Regions from separate parts of the Mus musculus genome. Here region 2 is linked to region 1. Evidence: chromatin loops called from intact Hi-C (ENCODE). Cell type or tissue: heart. All regions are shown on one strand. Links, peaks and the distances in the headings refer to the core of each region. The heading gives the core; the rest is flanking DNA. Region 1 has its middle 26 kb from the start of Adgrg5. Region 2 overlaps Katnb1 (katanin p80 (WD40-containing) subunit B 1).

The links. Hi-C counts contacts between places; a loop is a spot of excess contacts. Peaks named below come from ENCODE experiments on the same cell type or tissue, not always from the same donor. Only the 100,000 strongest peaks of a DNase experiment are listed, where the experiment ranks them.
Region 2: it touches region 1 in a loop (6-fold over the local background); 8 of 42 quality-filtered maps call a loop at or near these places.

The regions. Positions count from the first base shown.
Region 1 is chr8:94,944,381-94,954,269 of GRCm38, reverse strand. No RefSeq gene overlaps it. Among named protein-coding and RNA genes, the nearest start is that of Adgrg5, 26 kb to the right of the region's middle. In heart, for the core only: a CTCF peak has its summit at 5,060 (motif pointing left); a DNase peak (open chromatin) is centred at 3,989; H3K27me3 peaks cover 1,315 bases.
Region 2 is chr8:95,094,259-95,104,147 of GRCm38, reverse strand. Katnb1 (katanin p80 (WD40-containing) subunit B 1) reads right to left here. Exons shown (of 20, transcript NM_028805.2): 7 at 9,585-9,668; 8 at 9,313-9,428; 9 at 8,904-8,975; 10 at 8,646-8,796; 11 at 8,352-8,542; 12 at 8,129-8,259; 13 at 7,742-7,792; 14 at 6,860-6,936; 15 at 6,630-6,749; 16 at 6,384-6,533; 17 at 6,117-6,193; 18 at 5,968-6,042; 19 at 5,713-5,829; 20 at 4,274-5,494. The coding sequence ends at 5,362. It overlaps Kifc3 (kinesin family member C3), which reads left to right. Exons shown (of 22, transcript NM_001372314.1): 15 at 123-253; 16 at 614-737; 17 at 1,356-1,485; 18 at 1,572-1,801; 19 at 2,002-2,136; 20 at 2,631-2,739; 21 at 3,475-3,501; 22 at 3,696-4,320. The coding sequence ends at 3,479. Among named protein-coding and RNA genes, the nearest start is that of Gm31224, 14 kb to the left of the region's middle. In heart, for the core only: a CTCF peak has its summit at 1,956 (motif pointing left); DNase peaks (open chromatin) are centred at 4,987, 5,247 and 6,819.

The DNA.
Region 1 (9,889 bases), core at 874-8,873:
CACTGCCTCAGCATTAAAATGCCAGAAATGACCTAGTCATTGCTCTCTTCCCTGACCTGGCTCCCAAGCGCCCCCCTCCCTCCATCACTTATCACAGTGAATTCTGTTTTTGCATCTGTCTCAGCCAGCTGCACAGCCTCACAGGAGATACATCTGAGTTTATATCCATTTCCTGTCCTGTGTTTGACTGTAGCAAACCCAGAGAAGAAGTATCTGTAGTGGTGGCAACTCTGCACAACTAACCTGCTTTGTCCCAAGTCACCCACACTTCCATAGGCAGGCCTTAGCTGAGCCTCTTGCAGGGGTGTGGCTCAGCACCCTACCATGGAGATGTCAGAGTTGTGTGGTGACAAAGAGGACTTGAGGACACAATAAGTCTGGGCTGAGTTAGGTTCTGTCGGGGACAAACCTAAACCCAGCAGTCAACCACCTCACTGGCGACCTCATCAGGGACTGGGTGAAAAGGGACTTTCCACTGAGTGCTAACCCTGTGCCTGACACATCTCCTCCTTTGGGTAGAAACTCACCATGAAGTTCTCCAAGGGGAAACCGCTCTAGAGCAAGAGACAGGTACTAAGGCTTGCTCTGGGTGGAGACCGTTCTGGCTGGTCAGTGGGCTCCTGAAGTTCTCTGAAAGGGTCTTGAAGAGGATAGGATGAAGGGAGCAAATCAGCATGAATACACACACACACACACACACACACACACACACACACACATACACACACATATATATACATACATATATATGCATATATACATACATACACACAGAGATAGATAGATAGATAGATAGATAGATAGATAGATAGATAGATAGATAGATAGATAGATAGATAGATAGATGAACATATATGCATCTTAGGGTAAGGTCATTATTTGCCCTGGAGAGAAAGAACACCATACACAACACTTGTTTACCTCTCTCTCCTGGGATCCTGTTTTAATCAGGGTTTCTACTGCAGTGATGAAACACCATGACTAAAATGCAAGTTTGGAAGGAAAGGGTCCATTTACCTTCCACTTCCACATCACTGTTTACAACTGAAAGGAGCAGGACAGGAACTCAAACAGAGCAGGATGCTGGAGGCAGGAATTGATGCAGAGGCCACGGAGGGGTGCCACTTACTGACTTGCTTTCCCTGACTTGCTCAGCTTGCTTTCCTGTAGAACCCAGGACCACCAGCCCAGGAATGTCTCCAGCCACAATGGGCTGGGCTCTCCTCCATCAATCACTAATTAAGAAAATGCCTTTCAGCGGGATCTTAAGAAGGCATCTTCTCAATTGAGGTTCCTTCCTTTCAGATAACTCTAGTTAGTGCCAAGCTGACATAAGACTAGGCCATACAACTGACCCCTTGTCAACTTGACACTCAAACACATCACCATTAAGTCACACCTTTCCTTTCTTATTCATTCTCAAGGTCTCACATTAAAACTTAAATAACTTTAAAAGTGCTACAGACAGGCTGGAGAAATGGCTCAGTGGTTAAGAGCACCAACTGCTCTTCCGAAGGTCCTGAGTTCAAATGTCAGCAACCACATGGTGGCTCACAACTATTCGTAATGAGATCTGATGTTCTCTTCTGGAGTGTCTGAAGACAGCACAATATAGTTACATAATAAATAAATAAAATTTAAAAAAGTGCTACAGACTTTACAAATTCAAACATTAAAATTTCAGTCTATTTAAAATATCCAATCTCTCTAAAAATCCAAAAATCTCTTTTAAAAGCTCAAAATCTTTCAGCTGGGATCCTTTAAAAATCAAAATTAAGTTAAATACCTTCTTCAAGAGGGAAGACCCAGAGCAGAGCCACATCTGAACCAAGAAAAACCAAACTCCAACAATATAAATAACTCAATGTCCAGTTATCTGGGCTTCACTCACGATCTTCTGGGCTCCTCAGTGAGCTTGGATCACTTCTCCAGTTCGGCCCTCTGCAGCACACACAGCTTGTCTTCCAGGCTCCAGCTGGCTCGACTCCACAGCTGATGCTGTTCTTGGTGCTGACATCCCATGGTACTGGCATCTCCAAAAAGCTGGGGCCTTCTGCTTCAACTGGGCTGCACTTTCACCAATAGCCTCTGTTAGGCAATCTTCATAGTGCCAAGACGTGTCTTCTCCACAAGGCTCCTTCATTCCTGCCATCAACCGCTGCTGAGGCTGCACCTTCACCAATGGTGGCTCCTGGCCTCTCACAGGGCCAAGCCTCAGCTGCTCTCCATGGCCCCTTTAAGTCTTTAAAACCAGTACCATCTGGGTGACTCTTAGACTATCTCTGTCAGTGCCAGAGTAGTGTATCTCAGCTGTCAGCTTGAGGGACAACTTTCAGGAGCACAGCTTCTGTGTGCTGACCCTGAGGAAACACTTCCCAGATTTTACCTCCAAAGATGCTGGGCTCTTCTTAACCATAGCTGAGACTCTTCAGCCCCAGCTGATCCCAACGACAGAATCTCAATTCAAAATAGCAAATGGTCCTGATAAGAGTCTCTAGTCTTCCCTCTGAAACGTCACAAGCCAGACTTCCATCCTCCACATTGCCCTCAACACTCTTATCTTCCAAGCTCCCACAGAACAGCCCACGGAGCGAGCCCTCAACACTCAATAATGGCTTTTCTGACCCAAAGTTGCAAAGTCTTTCCACAATCCTCCCTGAAACATAGTCAGGTCTGTTGCAACAATACCCTGCTATATGGGTTTCAACTTGTGTTAGGGCTTCTATTGCGGTGATGAAACACCATGACCAAAAGCAAGCTGGGGAGGAAAGGGTTTATTTGGCTTATACTTCTACATCACTGTTCATCACTGAAGCACATCAGGACAGGAACTCACACAGGGCAAGAACCAGGAGGCAGGAGCTGATGCAGAGGCCATGGAGGGGTGCTGCTTACTGGCTTGCTTCCCCTGGCTTGCTCTGCCTACTCTCTTATAGAACCCAGCAATGCAAGTCACAAAGGACTGTGTCCTCCCTCAATCAATCAGTAATTAAGAAAATGGCTGGCAGGGTGGATTGGAGGCCAGCCTGATCTACAAAGCGAGTTCCAGAACAGCCAGGGCTACACAGAGAAACCCTGTCTCAAAAACAAACAAACAAACAAACAAACAAAATAGAAAGTGTCTTACAGCTGGATCTTATGGAGGCATTTCCTCAGGTGAACTTCCGCCTTTCAGATAACTCTAGTTTGTGTGTCAAGTTGACATATGACAAGCCAGCACAGACCCCATCAATTTCATGGGCCAACCTATAAACCTCAAGGCACCCAAAACCTTGGTCCTGCCCCTGCCTGCCATCTTCCTTCAAAATCATCTCTGCGGGGGCGGGAGGCACTTAGCATCTCCTGACTGACTGCTCACAGCCAGTCAGGGTCTGTCACTCCTCTCTGCAGCCCCTCTGCTGGTTCCACTCACTGCTGGGGTGCACTCCTGGACACGGAAAAAGGATCTCCTTAGACAATGACCTTCAGTTTCTCCCACTGCCCAGGTTGTGCCATCTAACCCCTCTGATTTCCATGTCTCCTTCCATCATGGGTCCCCTATGGCTGAACAGGGCCTGGCTCAGCAGAGGTACTCTCGGTATGACGGACAGAGATGGGGCAATTGGACAGGTGTCTGATGGACCCATGAGTGAGTATTTAACTTCACAGGACGGACACACATAGGATGGACAGACAAATGGAGGGGGGGAGAGGGTAGATGGATAGTAAGTGGGAGACAATGGATGGGTAGAAAATGAATGGGCAGCTGAGCTAATGGAAGAATAACAGAGTCATGGCCGGATAGATAGATAAATGAATGGATAAAAGAATGGACAAGCATCAGAACAAATAGAGAGCCACTGTCCTTCCTTAACAGAAATCACATCAAGCCAGAACCCCAAGGGCACCCTCGTTAGAGATGCCCTACCAGGCAGACAGCAATGTGCTTCTCCTTTGCCCTAAGCAGCTTCTGGTACACAAAGGCAGACGGCCAATACTGACCCCTGGTGGTCACTATGAGAATAACCACTCCAGAGCCTGGCCTTTGCAGTCCTGGAAAGTCTCAGCCAGCTGGACAGTGGTAATGGAGCTGCAGAGTAGACTGATGGCTCTACCCAAGCAGGCAGGCTCCGAGACAGTGTGCTGCAGCTGCAGGGTACTGCATTGGTACCATTGTTCCCTCATACCCCAAAGGACATGCGCTTGGCTAAGAGCTGTTAGAGGATGCCTGAAGAGAGCTGCCAGGAATGTCGAGACCGGTGCCCAGCAGTCTAGATGACAAATCCAAAGGCTTACCAAATGGGTCAGTGGGCCTGGTGCCTCACATCTTCCTCTCTCTGGTCTTTCATACCATTCTGACGCCTCAGCCAGATGCAGATATGAAGGCAGAATCTCGGAGAGGCACAGAGGCTTGCCAAGCCAAGGCAAGCAGGTGGCAGTCGAGATTTGAGCCCAGCTTTCGTAGGATCCATGCCTATACCGGCAAGCCCCAGGGGAATCGCTGTCCTGGGGGCTCACTCACACCCTCCCTATTCCAATAGGGATTCAGAGTCAGGCTTGGGTCTCAGCATCAGCAAGAAACTGTGGGACCTCGGGTAAGCCGCGTTACCGCTCTGAGAGTTCCAGTTTCCTCCTGTGAGTTAGTTGATGCATATTATTTCACAAGTCTATCGTGAAAAGCAAATGAGCTGATAAAATATTTATAGACAATCTGATACATAGAATGTTTTTCTTTGAGGGAAGATCTTGAATTCTAAAAGTAGAGATGCCTAGGACTGAAAAAATGACTCGGCAGTTAAGAGTAATGGTTGCAGAGCCGGGCGTGGTGGCACACACCTTTAATTCCAGCACTTGGGAGGCAGAGGCAGGCAGATTTCTGAGTTCGAGGCCAGCCTGGTCTACAAAGTGAGTTCCAGGACAGCCAGGGCTATACAGAGAAACCCTGTCTAGACAAACAAAAAACAAAAAACAAAAACAAACAAAAAAGAGTAATGGTTGCTTTTTCAGGAGACCTGAGTTGATTCCCATTGCGCATGTCAGACAGTTCACGACTCATGTAACTCCAGCTGTAATGGATCTGATGCCCTCTTCTGGCCTCCAGAGGAGACTGCACCCACATGCACATGCCCACACATAATCACCTAGTGTAAAATAATAATAATCCTTAAAAGTCATAACAATTCTCTATTCCATGCTATCTTTTATCATATTTCAAAAACTCAGCAAAAATATGGGAATCTAGTGTTTGCACACCACACATAAGGATCCTGAGCACCGTGTGGATCAAAGAACCGAGGGAGCAGAAGGGTGGGGACAGGAAGGAAGAAAAAGCAGCAGCCTCCATCTCCACCAGCAAATAGACCACAAATTCCCAGGGCTCCCCTCTGCCACCCAGAATGCTGTGCTGCCGCCTTGCTTTGCCTGAATAGCTCACTTAGCATAAACTTATTTCTTCTTGGTTTAAAGGGTATTAGGCTGTGTTCTCTGGGACTTTGATCTTAGATGCGTCCCTACAGTAAGTGGACCTATGCTAATCAGCACTCTATAATGTCTATAATACTTCCCTGTGTGGCGGGGACAGTTCATCTAGCCACACTCACTTTTGTGGGCAGATGGGCTGTGTCCCACTTTCTGCAATCACAAACAGCGCTCCTAGGGCCAAGTCTTGGGACTGTGGGGCCTCCTGCTGGCATCCTGGGAGTAGAGTAGCTGGGGCAAGCATATGCCAGGGCTTAGAGCTAGTGAGTGGGCTAATTTGCTTCTTCCACCGCAAGCCCTCTGAGGTTTCTTTTGTTGTTTGTTTGTTTTTCTCATTTGTTTAAGGAGTTTTGAAACAGGACCTCACTATCAGAGCCCACTCTGTAGACCAGGCTGGCCTAGAACTCCAAGAGAGTCACCTGCCACTCCTTCTCAAGTGCTGGGATCAAAGGCGTGTGCCATCACACCTGGTTTCACTTTTTCTTCTTCTTTTTCTCTCCTTGTCTTTAAAAACAAGCAAACTAAGCTTTGGGCAGGCTCAGTGGTTAAGAGCGCTTGCTGCTTTTGCAGAGGACCAGGTTCAATTCCTGGCACCCACATGGTGTCTAGCAACTATCCATAACTCAGTTCCAGGGAACCTGAGGCCTTTTTCTGGCCTCCACAAGCACCAAGCACTTGTGTGGTACACAAACATATTGCAAGCAAACCAGCCATACACAGAAAATATAATAAATATTTTAAACTACATTGTATTTATTTTTCTTTCCTATACCATTTTCCCTCCCCCAAAATGAAATGTGTAAACTTGAGTTTTACTTCCTTAACTGTTACCTTTGAAGTCTTTGCCGTGCACATTTAAAGATTTACTTCCTTTTATTTTATGTGTATTAATGTTTTGCCTGCATGTGTATCTGCATGAGAATATCAGATCACCTGAAACTGAAACTACAGGCAGTTGTGAGCTGCCACGTGGGTGCTGGGAATTGAACCCTGGTCCATCTGGAAGCTCAACCAGTGCTCCTAACTACTGAGCCATCTCTCCAGCCCCCTGACACGCACATTTAAATAACAGCATCTAGTGGTATTAGCCTACTTTTCATGTTATAACAAAATACAGGCGTCTGGGTATTTTACACAAAGAGATTCGTTTAGCTCCTAGTTTGGGAGCTGAAAATCCAGAACTGGATGGTTGCATTGACCTAGCCTCTGTTGAGAGCCTCAAGGTAATGACAGGAGCGTGCACAGAAGAAATCACATCATAAGATGGAAAGGAAAAGATGAGGATCAGACAATAATCCATCTGTGTGTGCTGGCACTAGCCTGTGATCCTAGCACTCAGAGGAAAGCAAGAGGATCAGGAGTTCAAAGCCATCCTGGGGTACATAGCGAGTTCGAGCATCATTGTTAGACAACAACCATAACAAAACAATCCACTGTCTTGGGAATCAACTGGGGCTCTGTGGACGCCATATAAATCCATGTCAAAGCCAGGTCTCTGTGTTACCTTCCACTAGCCCTCTCTCTGTCGGCATCCACACTGGCTTCTAGCATGTGAGCTTTGGCAGGACATGTTTAAATCCTACACAGACCAGAGCACAGACATGAATGTGCTGTCTTGGTGACCCCTGCACATAGAGGCTTCTGACCATTGTGTAGCACTGTCTTTCCCCTGGAGACTTACATTCTATTCTCTGACATTTCAGATCTGACTGTCTTTAACAAACAAAAGCACAGTTTCACACATGTGATTGTAATGGGCCTTGGTACATCCACTGTTTCTACGATCACCAATCCTTTTTGGGTCTCTGAGTAAACTTCTGGAATCACTTTCTTTGTTGAAGAACACTCTGAAATCCCTTTAGATTGCTCTCAGCTTTTATTTACCTTTCAATGTTAAAAGGAACATATTTTCCTTTGTGTCTTAGTTTATGAAAGGGCTGTTTGCCGCAGGCAATTCTAGCTGACGTTTCTTTGTTCCCCTCTCTTTGGGGACCCCATTGCCGTCTCCCAGCCTATCATCGTGGCTATGGATGGAGATGCTCATGGAGCACACTGCCCTTTCTCCGTGGCTTTCCCCCTCACTTCTCTCCATCTGAAGTTTCCCTCAGAGGTGCAAAGGGCAGGTCCATTTCCCTGTATCCTCCTTGAGAGGTGCCATTCTCCCTGCTTCTGTGGGTCTGCTTTGAGGAAACCTGTAACTGCTGTGTCTGTCTCGTTGCTTTTAGCTTCTTCTCCTGGGATTTCATTGTGAGCTTCTTCTGATTCTGCTCTCCATGCCTCTGTTTCTCTTCCCATGTCATGTCTCTCGTCGATTTGTAAGTAACTCCTAGCTCTGCCCTTCATTTTGGCTGTGGATTGTTTGTTGGATTTTAGATTTTAGAATGGTCTTTCATTTCTAGAAGCTCCAGTTTGCTGCGGTTCCTCTCCTCCCTCTTCCCCCTCCTCCTCCCCTTTTCTCCCCCTTTCTCCCCCTTCCCCCTCCCCCTCTTCTCCTTCTGCTCTTTCCTCCCCCTCCTCCCCTCCTTTCTCCCCTTTTGCTCTCTTCCCCTCCTCCTCTTCCTCCTCTTCTCTATCCCACCTCTCTTCTTCTTCCCCTCCTCCTCTCTTCTCTCCTCTTCTCCAGCCCCCCTCTTCTTCCTCCCCTCCTCCCCTTCTTCTCCTTCCTCCTCCTCCTCCTCTTCCTCTCCTCCTCTTCTCCAACCCACCTCTCTCCCTCTTCCTCTCCCTCCTCCTCCTCTTCTCCATCCACATCTCTCTCCTTCCCCATCCTCCTCTTCCTCCCCCTCTTCTCCACCCCGCCTCTCTCTCCCTCTCTCTCTTTCCACCCCATCCTTACTCATCTTACTTATATACACATCATGTCATTGCAGCTTTTATTCCTTTAAACATCTGTGGCCTCTTGGTGTCTGTTCTGTTGCCTCCTTTTCCTCTCTGTGGCCCTCCCCTCACGGTGGCCCTCCCCTCACGGTGGCTCACACGCCCGTGATTTGGGAAGATGGCTATGGAATCCTTTTGCTTGGCCTTACTCACAGAGCAAATCCCCTCCACCTAACCAAGGGGCTTCCCAACATCAGCTTCCTGGGAGCTTAATCTCAGCGGAGACTCTCCTTCCCATCCTCCCTACCCCTGACTCCCCTAAAGTCCACATGGGAAACTTGCTTTAGGAAACTCCATCCCACCAATGACCGGTTCAGATCGGCTCACCGACCCTCTCCTGCTCCCTTAAGCCCAAAGCCTCTGGCAAAACAAGGGTTGCAGCCCCCCACTTCTCACCTCCTTGTGTTTCTTCACAGTCCATGGTGCCAGCTGTCATATTTTGTATCCGTTTGCTAAACTGCTTCTTGTAGGACACCCCCACACTAGAATGTGATGACTTGTTCATTTATATATCCTTAGCAACTAGTGCAATGCCCAAAATATAAGTGTTAAAACCATTATATGATAGATGAATGAGCAAATGAGACACAGCACCTGTCTCCAGAACCCTCGCCGTCTGGCGGCTGAGCCAGACAGGGACAGCTAGTTGCAAGACGGAGGAATAACTTCTGCTATGGGGGAAGGGAGTGGAAAGAAAGCCCCATTCAGACTGGAGGTCGGGGACTCCTCTGTCCAGGCTGGAGGGGGTCAGGGTGTACCAAGCTGAGATGCTAAGATGCTAAGGATATGTAGCCATCATTCCACAAATGAAAGACATCAGGGACAGAGGGTGGGAGGTTCCAGGAAAAAAAAAAAAGGCCAGCCCAAAGATGAGAAGGAGAAATGAAAAGTGGTTTGGTATGGCAAGATGGAGGAAAGGGAACTGGGCGGGAGAGAGGTCACAGGTCAGGTCCTCTATGTTCCCAACATCCACTGGTAGTTTGGCAGTGAGGAGGAAGAGGATGTGGGATGCTTTAAGCTATGGACAGAACAGGCTGAGACTGCAGGGAGGGACCTTTCCTCCTGGTTCCGGGGAGGCCTGTAAGGAGGCTCTGTCCAGAGTGGGGCTGGTTCTGAGTGGGGCCGCTTGGGGTTTCTGCTGGCAAGAGGAAGAACATTCTGAGTGGGTTGAGAGTGGGCTGACTTGACGGGCAGAGGGGCTGCTCAGTTGGTATCGGTTGGGGTGATTTGAAAGATGGGTGATTTGAAAGATGAAGACTCCTGAGCCAATACTTTTTAATTAGGGTTGGATTTAGCAAACATAAAAATAGATATATGGGACAGGAGGCTGAATTTGAATTTTAGATAACCGAGTAACTTTTTAGAGTAAGGGTGTCTTCAAAAGTGGAATTCTTTTGCATTATCTCGAATTCTCTTTTCAACAGACTCCAGGGCCTTCCTGACCCCACATCTACTGTCAGCTTTTCACCAAATGGCCCCTCAGAGTCTTTCTCTGAGCAGTATCCCCAGACTCCATCCCCAGCCTTTCTCCCTTCCTCCCAGTCCAGGGGCTGGA
Region 2 (9,889 bases), core at 1,007-9,006, 150 kb before region 1:
TATATTCGGAGGACAGACAGACCAGCAGGAGAGGCTCACCTGTTAGGGGTTCCTGAGGGCATGGGGTGACAGATATTGTGTGAGCATCTGTGGGGCCACTGGGCCTTTACTTTTGCCAACAGGGGACTCCCGAGAACCCGGGCATCAACCAGCGGGCCCTGCAGCTGCTCTTCTCGGAGGTGCAGGAGAAGGCGTCTGACTGGCAGTACAACATCACCGTCAGCGCAGCTGAGATTTACAATGAAGTCCTCAGGTGGGCCTGGGCTGGAGCTCGGAGTGCTGGTAGTGGGGCTTTCTGGTCTCCAAGTCTAAGTTCTAGGTGAGGCTGGGAAGAGGATCTGCCCAGGGTTAGGAGTTAGGTGGTCCTCCCTTATCTGGGACCCCTTTCTGTGTTGTGGGCTGCGCTGAACTGGGTCGGGATGGGGCCCCTACCCAGTCAGGGGCTGTGTGGTCCTTAGGACTTCTGTGGAAGTCTGTTTCCCCTCTGCTGAGTGCAAGTCCTGTGGTCCAGGATTGGTGCAGGGGCAGATTCCAGACTAGGGATTGGGTGCAAGGCAAGCAGAGGCCAGAGTGGGAGGGGAGAAGTCATGTCTCGCTTGGCTTGCCGCTCCAGGGACCTGCTGGGGAAAGAGCCTCAGGAGAAGCTGGAGATCCGACTGTGCCCGGATGGCAGTGGGCAACTGTATGTGCCAGGGCTGACTGAGTTCCAGGTGCAGAGCGTGGATGACATCAACAAGGTAAGGTGTCCTGGGGAAGTGCTGGAGGCCCCGCTCACCAACAGCTGCTCTGGTGGACAGAACTGGGCTCCAGGTCCAAGGTGGGCTTTGCCACCACCTGACAATGCAGCTTAGGGGAGTCCCCAGGCCTCTCCAAGCCTGTCTCCTCATCTGAAAGGAAAGGCAGGTATAGGAGCACACCTGTAAAGCTAAGTCAGGAGAATTGTGAATCGGGAACCAGTCTGACTACCTAGCAAGACCCTCAGAGGCTTTCATGTGGCTGGGTGTACACAGCTTTAATGTCAGCACTTGGACAGAGGCAGGTGGATCTCTGCCAGATCAGTGAGTTCTACATAGTGAGTTCCAGGCCAGACAAGACTACAGAGACCTGATCTCAAAACAAAAAATTAAAAAGATAGCAAGATGTGATGCTGTCCACCCTTTTATCCCAGTATTTGAGAGGCAAAGGCAGGCAGATCTCTGAGCTAGAGGGCAGCTTGGTATACACACTATGACCTTGCCTCTGCCTAAAACCAAACAATAATAACAAAAACCTTGAAGAAACTTGAGTATCCAGGTAAAGCACATAGGGTGGCATTGCCCATCCCAAAGGAGCCCGCTCACTGCCTTTGCCCCCAGGTGTTTGAGTTTGGCTACAACAACCGCACCACCGAGTTCACCAACCTGAACGAACACAGCTCCCGCTCCCACGCTCTGCTCATCGTGACAGTGAGAGGTGTGGATTGCAGCACAGGCCTCCGCACCACGGGTGAGAGATGCACAGTGGCCATTCTGGTCAAGCCCTCCATCAGTATCTTTGGGGCAGCGCTGACCCACCCTCTGCTCTGCCTGCAGGGAAGCTGAACCTGGTGGACCTGGCTGGTTCAGAGCGTGTGGGCAAGTCGGGGGCTGAGGGCAACCGCCTGCGAGAGGCACAGCACATCAACAGGTCACTATCCGCCCTGGGGGACGTCATTGCTGCCCTGCGTTCTCGACAAGGCCATGTGCCCTTCCGCAATTCCAAACTCACCTACCTGCTGCAGGACTCACTCAGTGGTGACAGCAAGACCCTTATGGTGGTACAGGTGAGGGCCTGAGGTTCAGCAAGAGCCTCCCCAGGCTGCTGGCTCCCCCTACCCCCACATAGACCCCTACCAACATCCCCTTTTAGTACACAAGTTCCTCCCCATGTTCACTGCCCACAGTGGGCTCCCCTGACCAGAAACACCCTCTGGTGGCCATGCTGCTACCTCCTGTGCTGTACCATGAGCTCTCTGTCCCCTAGGTGTCCCCAGTGGAGAAGAACACCAGCGAGACTCTGTACTCCCTCAGATTTGCTGAGAGGGTTCGCTCTGTGGAGTTGGGCCCTGGGTCCCGCCGCACAGAGCTGGGTTCCTGGTCAAGCCAGGAGCACCTGGAGGTACTGGGGGATGGATGGGGTGGGGGAGGAGGGGAGAGGCTTCCATGAGTGAGACTCAGGCTGGTACCGAGTAGGGAAAGGGCAGACAGGCTGGTGTAGTGAGAGTAGAAGCTGCCACAAAGGTGGGTGAGGCCAGAGCTCAGGCGTGCTTCTGCTTTCTTGAGACGGTCTCACTATGTAGCGCTGACCGGCCTAGAGCTTGCTTTGGAGACCAGGCTAGCCTCAAACTCAGGAGACCTGACTGCTGAGATTAAGGGTGTATGCCCGTGACCCCTTCAGCCATCTTTGTCTTGGAGACCAGCAGTTGCCCATGGTAGATGCATTTTAAATTGTAGACAATGTTTAATTCCTGTCCCGTGACTTCTCAGGGCGGCAGGGTCATTAGTCCCCTCTGTAGATGAACAAACACTGTCAGAGAAGGGAAGCAGAGTGGTTGGAGATGAATGAGCTGGGGCAGCCTTGGCTCCCACACCCACTGGCATCTCTGCTCACAGTGGGAGCCGGCTTGCCAGACACCACAGCCTACAGCACGAGCCCACTCTGCCCCTGGCTCTGGGACCAGTAGCCGCCCAGGTTCCATCCGAAGGAAACTGCAGCCGTCAGGTAAGCCTGTCTAGAAGTGGACTGGATGGGAGGGCAGGAGGGAGCCAGGCTGTCCTTTCCTAGCTAAGGATAAGCTGTTTTATAAAGAGGGAGGAAGCAGCCTAGGAGCCAGGCCTAGCGGCTTCAGCCTGGAATCTCAGCTGCTCGGGAGGCTGACACAAGAGGAGTGGAGATTTGAGGCCAACCTGATCAGTAGTTTCCAAACAATCTAGAAAGGGTAGTTGGGCACGATAGTTTGTGCCTTGTGCCCCTGGCATTTGGGAGACAGAGGGAGAGGCAGAAGGAGCACGCTCTGAACTAGCATGGTTTACACAGTGAGGTCCAGGCTAGTGGAAGTTACATAGCGAGAATGTACCCCACAAAGGGAAGCTGCCTACTGAGCATATGGGAGCCCTGGGTTCCATCCTCAACTCCATAAAACCATGTTTAGAACTCGTCTCCTTCCCTTGCCTGCCTTGGGCAAGAGTCAGAAAGCTTTACTAAATCCCTGGAAAGGGACAGAGGGCCTGGCCCTAGAGGCTCCTAGCATGTGCTCCTGACTTGAGGCCCACACTGTGTATATAGGAGCCCTCACCTTGGTGGGGCTCCTCTGGTACCTGATTCTACCCACCTTCCACAAAGCAGTCCAGACATCCCCGGTGGAAAAGGGGGCCTGGCCCCTCACTGGGTCCAAAGGGGGTGGTGGCAGCTGGGCCAATCCCTCCCCAAGTGAGACATCTATCACTTTGATTTCAGCCTGACAGCTGGGGCTGCAGTCTCCAGGTAAGTGGGGGTCAGCGGCCTGGGGCTGCCCACCTGCTGCCTGCTGTTGGTTCAGGGCTCTGCCAGGGCTCTTGTACAGAGCCAGTCCTGCCTTCTGCTGCCCTGTCCATGTGCTTCTGCTGGCCTCCTGCATCTGCTAAGGGCAAGCCTCCTGAGGCCAGAGGCTGAGCGCTCCTTTTCTACTTTTTCTACAGGGAAGTTGAGGCCAGTGCCTGTGTGAAGATGTGCCACGCTGCCAGGCCCTGTGGCCTGGCGACCTGCTGTAACACCCACCTACCATGAATGCAGGAGATGGAGGCTCTCCCGCCCTGCCTCTCCTCAGAGATGAGAAACATGTTCAGAAGGAAGCGAGTCTCTGTGTGGCTCTGGGCACCCAAGCATGGGGCTTCTGGAAGGGCAGGGATGGCACTCTGCCTGGTGGTAGGCTTGGGAGTCTAGCCGTTGCTGGGAGGGTGGGCTCTCTCCCCACCTGGCCCTTGGGCTGGACTGTTCTCTACTAGTTGAGAAGACTTGAGGAACCAGCTGGGGGGTTAGGGAGAGCAAGAGCATCTCTATCTACCCTCCTGAGGAGGGGAGCCCTCACAGGGCATGTATATAATGTTCTAGGTGTATATAGAAGTCCTCACCCTGTCAGAGGTCTGGGCTATATTTATGGCTGGCAGAGGCCAGTGTGGAAGGGCTGGGTTCTGTTCATCTGCCTGACACCAGGCACTCTCCCTGCCCACTGATTCTCAACATGTTCCTCTCCCCAAATCCTATTTAAGAACTTTTGGAAGCTTAGCCATTTTTACTTATTAAAATGAATGTCTTTTTACACAAGTGCAATCTGAATCGTCAGTACTGGGAGACCCTATGGAGAGTGGGCATTGTGTACCCTGTTGCTCCCGTTGCTGGCTGACCATGCAGACTCCACAAGTTGTCACTGAAGACACTGTGTCCCCCATGCTTTTTATATCATTTCTAGCACCTTGCGGGCCCCTATAACCATTCCATCCCATTGCAGTATCACCTCATGTTACAGAAGGAAAACTAGGCTTCAAAGACCTGCTCATCCTGTGCCAGCCTTTCCTCCCAGTCTGGAACTGTAACTAGTAGTGACCTGATGTATGCGTTTGTATCTGGTCCCCGGTCCCAGCCCTGGAGAACAGGGCTTGCTAGGGCTCCTCCCTTCTTGCTGGCTGCATCAACAGGCTGTTCTGGAGCGCAGACTCTCAGGGATGCCACAAGTATAAAAGTAGTTTCCTGTGGCCTGTGAAAACCACTCTAGAATCTTCCAAGGTCATGCAACCATCGTGGTCTAGTCTCTGGTGGCATCCAGAGGTCAGAGGGAGAGTTATGACAGGCTCTTAGCCAATCTACCCAAGGACAATTGGGGGGGATGTGACATCTATGGCCTCACCTGTTCCATTTCCCCAAGTCAAGCTGACCAGGCAGCCCCTTGCTTCGTGCCTGGCACTCTGCTGGCCCCTGCTGGCCACAGATGGAGGCTGCACTGGGCCTGGAGTACGACAGTCTCTGCTTCCAGCGACCTCTAGGCAGGCCACAATGTGTCTGGGAGAGCCAGCGGATATTCCTCTCATAAGGAAGTCAGGAACAGTTATAAATTTAATAAATCTGCCTGATAATTTACAGCAGCAGCCCCGAGGCTGGAGTTGCCCTGAGCAGTAAGGGCTGTGCAAGACTGCAGCTGCTGCCGGAGAGGAGCTTAGTCCACAACCGAGGAGGTGGTCAGCAGGCTGGCAACCATGCCTCCAGGATGGCCAGCAGGGCAGGAATGGAGGCCAGGCTGAGGCTCGTGGGCCACAGGCATACAGCAAGTATGTATGTGTGAGGGCTGCGGGTGCTCCCACCGTGTGCTCCTCAGTCCAAACTGGCCATGAGTAGGTGCAGCTCACGGAAGGCACTGCCATGGCGGCCACTCAAACCCGACTTGCTCTTGACGAGGCCACTGATGCTCTTGAGTTGTTTGAAGCAGAGTCGACACTTGTGCAACCTGTAGGTCAAGAGGTAGCATCTCAGGATGCTCCCCTAACCACTCCAGTCCCTCCTAAGAGCACAAAAATATCCCCCAAGCCATGGCAGTGTGCAGGGACACAAAAAGCCCGTGCTCTGACATACAGCATCCTGAGCCACTCTCAGACACTGTTCTCTGTAAGCTGTTTGGGCACAGCCATGCACAAATGAGGCTAAGAACTACACCTTACCCCTTACCTCTCCTCTCGGCTGATGTCCACACCCACAGAGGGCGGGGCTGCCAAAATGTCAGTGATGAGGGGTAGGAACCGCTGCAGGATCAGCTTCAGGGAGGTGCACCCGGTCTGGACATAGCTTCAGGAACAAGATGGATGGAGTCATACACAGATGGTCAGAGAGGACAAAAGAGAGGGATCTTTCACAGATGGGCATATGCACACACACACACACCTATTTCCATTGACAGCTGCAGGGTTTGGAGGGACTCCCTACCTCTCATACTTGCTCTGCAGCAGTTTCTCGATCTGGGGCAGCACTGTGGTGCACAGGTCCAGCTTCCACAGGGAGCTAGAGAGACAGCTGGGTATGATGCCAGCAGCCGGCCCGACCACCCCATTCTCCTCCTCCTCGAGGCCACTTACGCTTTCTGATTGACAATGTTCAGGAGGTCCACTACCACAGACAGGTCATTGATGGCCACTGCAGAGTCCACTGATGTCTGCAGACAAGGTCCATTAAGAGGGCAGCATGGGATGGGAGTGGGCAGGGTTGGAGGCATGAAACAAACTGTGCCAACAGGAGGGCAAGGCGCAGCCTGACGTCAGTGCTCAGCTGATGGAAGCTGGCTGCTCTAACACAAGGTTGCCCTACCCCAGGGCCCCACCGTGTGGCTTCGGAGTCCCCCTCACCTTGATATCTCCTGTAGTCCATACAGCTCGGACAGTGTCCAGGTTCTTGTGGCGGCTGGTGAGCACCACAAACATGGTGTCGTGGCCTTTGCGTATCTGCGACATGGCATCCTCGTCCACCAGCTCTGCCTGCTGGGGGACCTTCACGGCCTGTGGGGATGGTACCCAGATGCTGGCACAGGCGCACATCGCACATTCATTCTCCTTTCAGCCCTCAACCCCACCTCTTGGGCAGGTCCCACTCACGGGCAAGAAGTCCGAGGCCTTTAAGCCAATGGGCTCATTCCGTGTGGCAGGGATGATGTCAGGTTCACCCTTGGGTGCAGGAGTGGAAGTCATGACTGACGGTCGTGCTGGGACCTCGAGCTGCAGGGAGCAGAGGCTGAGCCTACAGCAGCTGAGCATCCCTCAGCTCCTGACAGGAATGTCCCAACCCTGGCTCAGACCCACAGGGTGCCCTCTCTGCTCAGACGTACATTTGGCACCGGCAACTGCGGCAACTGCACATCCATGGCTGGGCTGGGTTTTGAGACCTCCTTCACTGTGGCTGCATCTAGGAGTAAAAAGAAAGGCTCAATGCCAGCCTACATGGACCTGGTGGAAAGAGGTCAGAGGGCAGGATGGGAATGCATGACATGAAAGGGAAGCAGGTGCCAGCAGATGGACAGAGGGGACCAGGGGGCTGGGAGCCCATCAGCAGGTGAGGGTCCTGGCAAGCTGAGGCAGGAGCTGTCCTTGGATGTGTGTGGATGGGACCCAACAGTTTCCAGACAATCCTGCCATCAGGAGTGCAGGATGTAAAACGGGCAGATGAGTGGGCAGTGAGCAGGAAACATTGTCAGTCTCATAAAGACAAAGAGGGGGGACTGAGTTCCCAAGGGCAGACAGGAGACAGATGCTTTGGAGGATAGACTCTTTGGCATCCCAAAGCCGACTGGATTTCTTCAGTCCCAAACTTCTGGCCAGGGGTCACTGTGTCTGGCCTCCAACTTGGCTCCCTGGCTCTTGCTCCAGGTCTGGGTTCTGATGACTGTCTAACTTCTCCCCACCCCAGCTTTTCTCTCCCTCTGCTCACCAGCCCTTAAACCTCAGAGTCCCCATCACGTCACGTCTGCGGTAGACCCCAGTCCTCAGTAGCATACACCCTAGGGGCATGTTTTTTCCCAAGCATTCAGGCATGGGCTTCAAAGAAGCACCTATCTCTGCCTTGCTTACACTGCCTCTAGGGCCGTCCCTGGGGTCAGATACATGGTAGGCACTTTTAGGTAAATATAGAGACAAGACCTAATTGGGTAGGGCAGGGTTTGGGCCAGGAGAGGCAAAGCTTGGTCCTTAGAGGCCAGCACTGCCCAACTCACCATCTTCTGGGGGTGCTGGGAAGGGCTCACTTCTCCGGGGTGGTGTCCGACCTGCCAAGGCAAAGGGGGCTGACACTTGGGTTCCCATGTGCTCTCTGGGAAGAGGCCCTGTATGTGGCTCAGGTCTTAAGATAGACACATGGCTAGAGAGTGGTCCCCAGCACATGCTCCTGGCTCCATGAGCCCATATACACCTATAGCCTGCTTAGAGCTGGGCAGAAGGTTGGCAGGAGCCACCAGCAAGTGGTGCCGCCTCTGCTACAGGTGTCCAGCTAGGTTTCTGGTTTTAGAATTCAGCCTGGTGCAAGAATGTGGACAGCGGGTAAGGTTTAGGGGGTACAGCACAGCAAGGTGCCAGGCTGTGAGGTGGGAGGGGTGTGGTCTCACTGATGCTGTTCTTGGGCTGGAAAATCTCATTGTAGTCCTCCGCGTTCTGGATCTCCGCCCGGGACTCTCGCTCGTCCCTGTCATCTTCGCTGCTGGGGCTGCGCCGCTCGCTCTCTGAGTTGTGCTTTACCCTAGCAGGTGCAGAGACAAGCAAAGAGGCCAAGGGCTGAGTATCCAGGTGCCTTCTTGGGACATACACCCTGCCGGGGCCATCAGCACCCACCTCTGAGGCTTGCTGCATGTCGTGCTGGGCCGCTCATAGATGCGGCGGAGGGAGACACCAGGGTTAGGGGTCTGTTGTGTCAGAGGCTGGTTAGCCTGCACAGGGTCCTGGGTCACAGTTCCCGTCCTGGTGACTCTCGTCAGGTCCACCACATAAGAGGAGACATTACTCTGGGAGAAAGCCACACCTATCTGCGGGACATGACAGAGTTGGTGTAGAGTGGGACTGGACCCCAGGGGCTCCTTAGGTAGGAGCGGGAGGGGGAGGGTGGAGGGTGGGTGACTTGACCCTCACCAGCTGGTCATTGCAGATGGCCAGGTCAGCCACCTTGCCCCAGTTGACAAGGACCACATCAAAGCAGCGCTCAGGTTCCCAGCCGTAGACACGCAGCGAGTCCTGGCAGCCGCTGTACAAGCAGCAGCCGTCGGGGTTGAAGAGGACACTCCTAGGCCAGGGGAGAGTTGGCTGTCAGTCCTAGCTGGTACCCGACACCAAGAAAGCAGGTGAGCCCAGGACAGAAGTAGGAGCAGAGGCAGGGAAGAGCACCCGTACCTGACGGGCCCGGGCTCCCCTTCAATGCAGCTCACCACCTGGAACTTCTCCAGGTCCCAGAAGCGGATTGTCCTGCAAAGATGGCCACAGGAAGCCAGTCCCTCATGCTAGCCAGGGCCTCTCCAGGGCCCTCCCTGTAGGGGCACTAGGAGTGATGTCTGGGGCAGGGATGGCCCTTGGCATGCAGAGGAGAGGGTGAAGATGACCTAGGCTGTGCCCAACAGCCCTGCCCCAGAGCTAGCCTCAATTGCCAGGGGTCTCCCCTGAAGTGTGCCCCACCAGGGAGTGTGGATCCTAACAGGTCAGTACAGAGCAGGACACTAGCCAGGGAGGGATGGGACCGGGAACCAATCCTGGTTTAAATTCAGTCTACATAGGCTTTCAGACATATGAAAGGATACCTCCTCACCTGTCGGAGCTGCCAGAAGCTAGGAGATATTCATTGGGGTGAAACTCCACCACATTGACAGGCCCTGTATGACCCGGGAACTCGGACATCATCTTGCCAGCCGTCAGATCCCAAAGCTAGGCAAGGGTGGAAAGAGTAAGAGCCAGGCAGGGCCCGAGCTGCCTCTCTCTACTCTCAAGTTTAGGGTCACATAAACACAGTCAGCAGGGACACCGTCTGTGTATGCTCAGGATACCCCTGGGCACAGCCTGCAAGCCCACGTCAGGAGTTACCTTCACTGTGTGGTCATCTGCTGCCGACGCCAGCCACTTCCCATCAGGGCTGAACCGGAGACACCGCACAGCCTGGCTGTGCCCCTGAGGAGAAGGAAAAGAGCCAAGCTCGATAGAGGGGCCTGGATCCCATAGCACCTCCCCATCCCTACTTCCTGCCCCAAAATACAAGGCCTTCCTAGGGTCCAGCCACGGAGAGGGTAGTCACTACTGGGAGACATAGGAACACTTCTTTGTATGCACTTTCTATGTGGTCTCCCAAGACTCCAGGAAATTACAAGTATGCAGTTTGTTACATGTTAAAG